2 separate regions of the Mus musculus genome follow, and region 1 is linked to region 2. A link is a contact called in ENCODE POLR2A ChIA-PET data. All regions are on one chromosome and are shown on one strand. The core of a region is the stretch at or near the end of the contact, and the rest is flanking DNA. Distances in the headings are between cores, read along the strand shown. Region 1 holds the start of Fchsd2 (FCH and double SH3 domains 2). Region 2 holds the start of Atg16l2 (autophagy related 16-like 2 (S. cerevisiae)).

Region 1 (2,892 bases), core at 151-2,650, 190 kb after region 2:
ACAGAGAGAACCGCCAAAGCCAGCTGGCTGGAGCCATCCTCGCCAGGCCGGACCCTGGGATTTCAATTGGTGTGTGATCGTGGTGGAATCCCGACCACCAGAGCAAAGCTACATGGAGAGGTGGGGTACACGTGCAGGGGGAAAGGGGGAGGATCAGTAACTGGGCAAAAAAATCAGATTAAGAAGAGAAAAGAAAGGGAAGCATAGATGATGAGTTACTCATAAGGCAAATGTTTGCCCACAAGGGAAGGATGTAACTGTCTCTACCCACTGCTCAGAGTAGATACCTAGTATCCATCTGAAAGATTTAAAAAGGCAAGGACACAGCCTTGGCAGTGCGGAAAGGTGTAGAAGGGAGCAGCCGAGTTGCTGGCAGCCCCAGAGCACCGTCACTGCCACCCAGGCCATCCAAACCCCAACCGTAGTGCTCAAACCATGCAACGCCAGGTTCTGGATTTCGTACTGGAAGCTCTGCTGTTTTCCTGGCCCCCTAGCCCGAGGCGGGGCAAAAGGGATGGGGGGTGGGGGTTAAGCAGGACCCGTCAATCCTTAATTTGCTTTCCCTTGGGGTGGGAGGGCGGAGACCGTTCCAACTTCTTTTCCGCAGCCCCGTGGGGGGAAAAAAAGGCCAAATCTTGAGGCGAGACTTGAAACAAATCCCCCCGCGAATTTGCCAATGGGTGGAGTGTCGACAAGCGACTGGAGGGCTCGAACCTGGCGCAGACTAAACAATCCGTCACGCACAAGGCTCTGCAAATCTGCAGGGGCTCCCCCGCCTCTCCCCCATACAGCTCTGAGAATGCACTTTGCTCTGGGCAGCACTGCCATGCAGACAGACACACACATGCATGCCCGAAAGAAAAAAAAAAAAAAAAAAAACTCCAGCGAGTGTCTCGGGGGGAGGGAGGTGTCCTCCCTAGTACTGAGGAGCACTGGCCGCCCCTCCGTCAGAAAGACACCCCGTACACGCGACCCCCTGCTTGGGGCGGGCGGCAACTCTGACAAGCCAAGAAGCTAGAGTGGTCACGGTCCCTTGCGGGAAGGGGGAGGGGGCGCAGCGGTCGCCCCAGCCGCGTTCTTTGTACGCACCGCCACCCCCCAAATCTCCAAAGCCCCCCGCCAGCTGCGCCCTTACCTTCCTCGGCGGCGGCTGCATGATGCTGAAGGGACATCAATCCTCCGCCCACCCCTGACGGCGGCGTTTAAAGGACTGTGAGGGTGAGGAGGGTTGGAGAAAATGGGGCGGCCCAGCAAGCCAGGGCGCGCGCTTGTGTGTGTGTGAAAGGAGAGCCTGGGAAGGAGAAGGAAGAGGAATCGGCCCGGAGGCTGCGAGGCAGGCGAGCGGCAGGAGCAGCCGGGTCGCAGCGAGTGTGGAGAGAAGGAGGAGCGCCGGGAAGGCCTGGGGCCCGGGCGGCCCGGGGGGTGTGTGAGGGAAGGAGGCGGAGACGGCCAGGGGGCGGGGGCCGCCGGGGGGGGGGGGCTCGCGGCTCGCCGGGCGGCTGAGGAGGAGCGGCCGCGTCGTCCGCGCTCGCCGCCTGCCGCGGCCCGGCTGCAGCTGGCTGACGCGGCGGCCCCCCACCCACTCGGGCAGCCCGGCCCTCGCGGTGCCCAACGCCCCCGCCCGGCCCGGGAAGGAGGAAGGCGGCGCCACGCTCCCCTGTTAGAGCTCCGCCAACCACTCAGGCCGCGGGAATTTCCGGCCCCTGGCGCGCGCCACAGCGCCCCGCTCCGGCTGCAGAGGGGATGCGCTCCCGGCCACACCGCCTGCTTCAGAGTGGAGGGGGGGAGGTTAGCCAGGCCGCGCCACGGGGCTCCGGATCTCGGTGTGAGAAAGGGGGAAACTTCACGGATTGTTCGGCCGAGGGGAACGGTGGGGACGGGAACGGGACTCGAGAACTACCCCAGTTCTCTCCGACGATGGAACGTTCCGGACGCTTCCCGTCCTCCCTCCCCCCACACCGAGCAGGCAGCTGGGGGCTTCCCGCGCGCCTTCCCGCCAGCCCGCTGGGGCGCGCGACTCCTCCGGGAGCGCGCACGTGGGAGGGAGAGGACTCTGCTCCGACGCACGCGCACAGGCCGCCCCCGCCTCCCGCCTGCATCTGCGGCTGCACAGTTTGTGTGGGAATTTGGCAGGAGTCGAGGGGGGCTAGGCTCATAGTGGGATTGTTTGCAATAAGGAAGGAGGTACCTAAGAGGATTCGGGATTTTGCTTTCTCTCAGTCCCTCAGCGTACCCTCCCTCCTAGTCAGCTAAACGTGCACTGAGAAATTTAGCATGAACAAGTCCTTTTACAACTAGCCGCAGGTGCCAGACCTATGCCATTGGAGGACAGGTGAAATAACCTAAAATTGCCAGGCAAAGGAATGGATGCCCTATTCCAGAGTACTTAGCCAGACCTCGTGGAGTCAACTGAGGAAAAGAATGAAAATCTCTTGAATCGGTCACTCCCATATCACAGATAGGAAGGCTGGTGTCCGCAGAGAATTGGAGCCATTCTCAAGGTCACATGGCATGCCTAGAATCCCAAGGGCTGAGTGTGAGGAGGGGTATCTTGCTTGGTGTTAGGGCGCATGCCTAGCAGCCAGAGAGGCCCTGAGTTCATCACTAGCATGGCAGAGGAAAGGATTAGGTGAGATTAAGAACCATAGGGAGACAGCAAGGGCCATGGAGGAAGCCTCTGAAGGAAGCCCTTGTCTGGAAGGGAGGACTTCTAGGTCAACTCACTTTGCCTGTCCTGAACTACTTGAATAAACTCAACCTCATCTGGCAATGACAATGCTCTTTCTCCTCAGGGTCCTATCAGGCACCTTCTCACTCTGTCCAGACCACCCAAGGAGTATCAGGCTCCCTTTGGGTTGCTTGGAATAGTAGAAAACCTTCTTCCTCGTTCCT
Region 2 (2,700 bases), core at 130-2,629:
GGGTGTCACTTGCCTTTACTGTTTTTCAAGTCCTGTAACAGACCCCCAACTTGAGACCCCAGTATCTCAAGGCTTGTCCCCTGCAGGGCCTAGAGGGCTTCCTGATATTGCCTTTTCCCTCCCATCGGTTTATTTCTTAGGGATAACCAGGTCTGCCTTCCCTAGCTAAAAACAGGGCTTGAAGCTGAACCTTCCTCAGTATGTCATATTGTAAGGCTAGGCCCACTGAGTCTCTCCTGTCATTCTTTTTTTTTTTTTTTAAAGATTTATTTATTTATTATATGTAAGTACACTGTAGCTGTCTTCAGACACTCCAGAAGAGGGAGTCAGATCTCATTACGGGTGGTTGTGAGCCACCATGTGGTTGCTGGGATTTGAACTTCGGATCTTCAGAAAAGCAGTCGGGTGCTCTTACCCACTGAGCCATCTCACCAGCCCTCTCCTGTCATTCTTTACCACAGCCTGTATCTGCAGAATTCTTTGCTAGAGACAATTTCATTACAATTCCCCGTGAGCCCAGATTCACTGTCAAATGTACCCACAAGAGATGTCTGTGCTGTCCAAGAGAGGCAGCAGATAGGCCCTGAGTTAGAACTCTGGGTTGCTGGCTAGCTCAGCTCCCTACTACACACAGCTGCAAACGAGGAAGCCTCTTCTCTCCTCTGAGCCTGGGGTTTTCCAGATAAACGGAGTCTTTTCTTAGAGCCCTAAATTTTGCTACCAACTGGACCTCTAAATCTTGCTCCTCCCACGGACAGTTCTGCGTCCTGTCCTAACAACTCTGAAGCGCTGGACCTTGAATCTAGGCCCCCGCGCAGGGTTAGCAAAAACCCTATCGCTGAGCTACTCCCAACGCCCGCCTGCATTGGAAATTTTCATGTCATCAGACCATGTCTACTTGTTCTTTCCAGAGCTTAAGAGTCCTTTTGTCTCCGCTCCCTCTGGGTAACGGTCTTAGTTGGTCCTTCATAAACCCCCACTCAACTGTCACCTTGTAGGTGACAGTGGGGCTCCTTCAGGCAGTCTTCTCTCTTAGACTGCTTGTGCCTGGTGCTTGTCTCTGTACAGCCCCTGGTGGTAGGGTCTCCCCTTCCGGGGTAACTTAGTGAGTTCTGCATCCTCAGCTTCTGACACTGGTCCAGGCACCAAGAGGTTAAGGAAGGCGACCTTGAGGCCCCGCCCTGGACGCGCCCACAGGCGACAGGGAGGCTTCAATCCCTGCTGCTTACTCCGGGACAGAAACGCACACCTCTGGGACTGAGGGTTTTTGCTGGGCCGCAGCAGCACCTGCTTTGAGGTGTCCAGATCTCCCCGACAAAAGCGCTTGGTACAGCCCGGGGATTCCCCGCTGCTGCCGCCCTGACGTCATGGAGTCCCCGGGAGGCTCCGCCCCCCTGCTCGGGCTGGAGCTTTGCGCGGCCGCTAGGGACTCGGCGGCCATGGCAGGACCTGGCGCCCCCTGCGATCCCTGCGCGCCCGCCGCTGTCTGGAAGCGCCACATCGTGCGGCAGCTGCGGCATCGGGACCGCACGCAAAAGGCGCTCTTCCTGGAGCTAGTGCCGGCTTGTGAGTGCGTCCCTGGGGGCTCGGGGATGACTGGCTTTGAGGAGGTGGGACTCCCCGCTCGGGGAGAGGGCTTGTCCCGCCACTCGACTTGTGACTCAGGGCAGCGGCGCCGTCACGGTTCCCGAGGGCTTTGCGTCTTGGAACCTGTTACGCCCCTCTCCGCATTGGCTTGCCTGCTGTTTCCAGCTCTGGTGCTGCTTAGCCCCAAAGACTCAGCTCTGCCTCCCTTGAGCATCCTAGACACAAGCTCTGTCTCAGTGATGGTTTTGTCGAGTCCTTCTTTCAGGCCGTCCCTAGGGCAAGGCCTGGTCAGTCCATTTGGTCCCAGAGCCCAGTTAAAGAAGGCAGGCGTGGCCAGAACAGCCACGGTAGCTGAAAGGAAGGAGCGAAAGTCTCTGGTAGGTTCTGGTACGGATAGGTTATACTGGCGTACGTTCGTGGAGTACCTCAGTGCCTAGCGGATCGTAGCTCGAATGGGGCTCCGGGTTCCTTTAGGTTGTTTGTCGCGCGGCGGAAGTTAAATTCTCATGTGGTTATTTCTGGGCACTTTGGCTAGGAGGAGGAGATGTGTGCACTCCATCCGAGGAACACTGGAGTGCATCTGTATTTACTGCCTTTTGGTGGACTGTGATTGTGTGTTTGAGGCTGAAAGTCTAACCATACTCCCTACTTCTTCCTCACTTGGTGCTAATTTTGATGCACCCACGCAATCAAATTTGTTTTCCTTGGAACTTTGTGAGGGCTGGCCCTCTCTTGGGGTTGGATACCTCTACCTCCAGACAACCCCACTTCTCCAACTGCTCTGATGGGCAGTGGGACTATCGGTTTAAGGGAGGGACCACCCAGGAGAACTGCAAGACTGGGAACCTAGAGACCCAGGTCTGTGGTTTGGGGTAATTCAAGTCCTTTACCTCAGATTTCTTACTTGCAAATGAGGCACATTGTGACCTTGTATGCCGGGGTAGGGGTGCTTGCAATGCCTTGTGGTCTCAGGTAGTTTTGAGAATTTGTCAGGGTCCAGGAACCTCAGACAGAGAAGGAAGGGAGGTGAGGATCTGGCCTGAGGTTAGCAGCCTCAGTCTGCCTGGAATTGGTTTAAAACAAAACAAAACAAAACAAAACAAAACAAAACAA

The links. ChIA-PET counts read pairs that join two places held with the same protein, here RNA polymerase II (POLR2A).
Region 1: POLR2A ChIA-PET joins it to region 2 with 16 read pairs in Patski. The contact joins the promoter of Fchsd2 here to the promoter of Atg16l2 in region 2. POLR2A ChIA-PET finds 5 or more read pairs at or near these places in 4 of 5 experiments (Patski and embryonic stem cell).

The regions. Positions count from the first base shown.
Region 1 is chr7:101,107,283-101,110,174 of GRCm38, reverse strand. Fchsd2 (FCH and double SH3 domains 2) reads right to left here and starts at 1,400. Exons shown (of 20, transcript NM_001146010.1): 1 at 1,136-1,400. The coding sequence starts at 1,156.
Region 2 is chr7:101,300,767-101,303,466 of GRCm38, reverse strand. Atg16l2 (autophagy related 16-like 2 (S. cerevisiae)) reads left to right here and starts at 1,379. Exons shown (of 18, transcript NM_001111111.1): 1 at 1,379-1,566. The coding sequence starts at 1,440.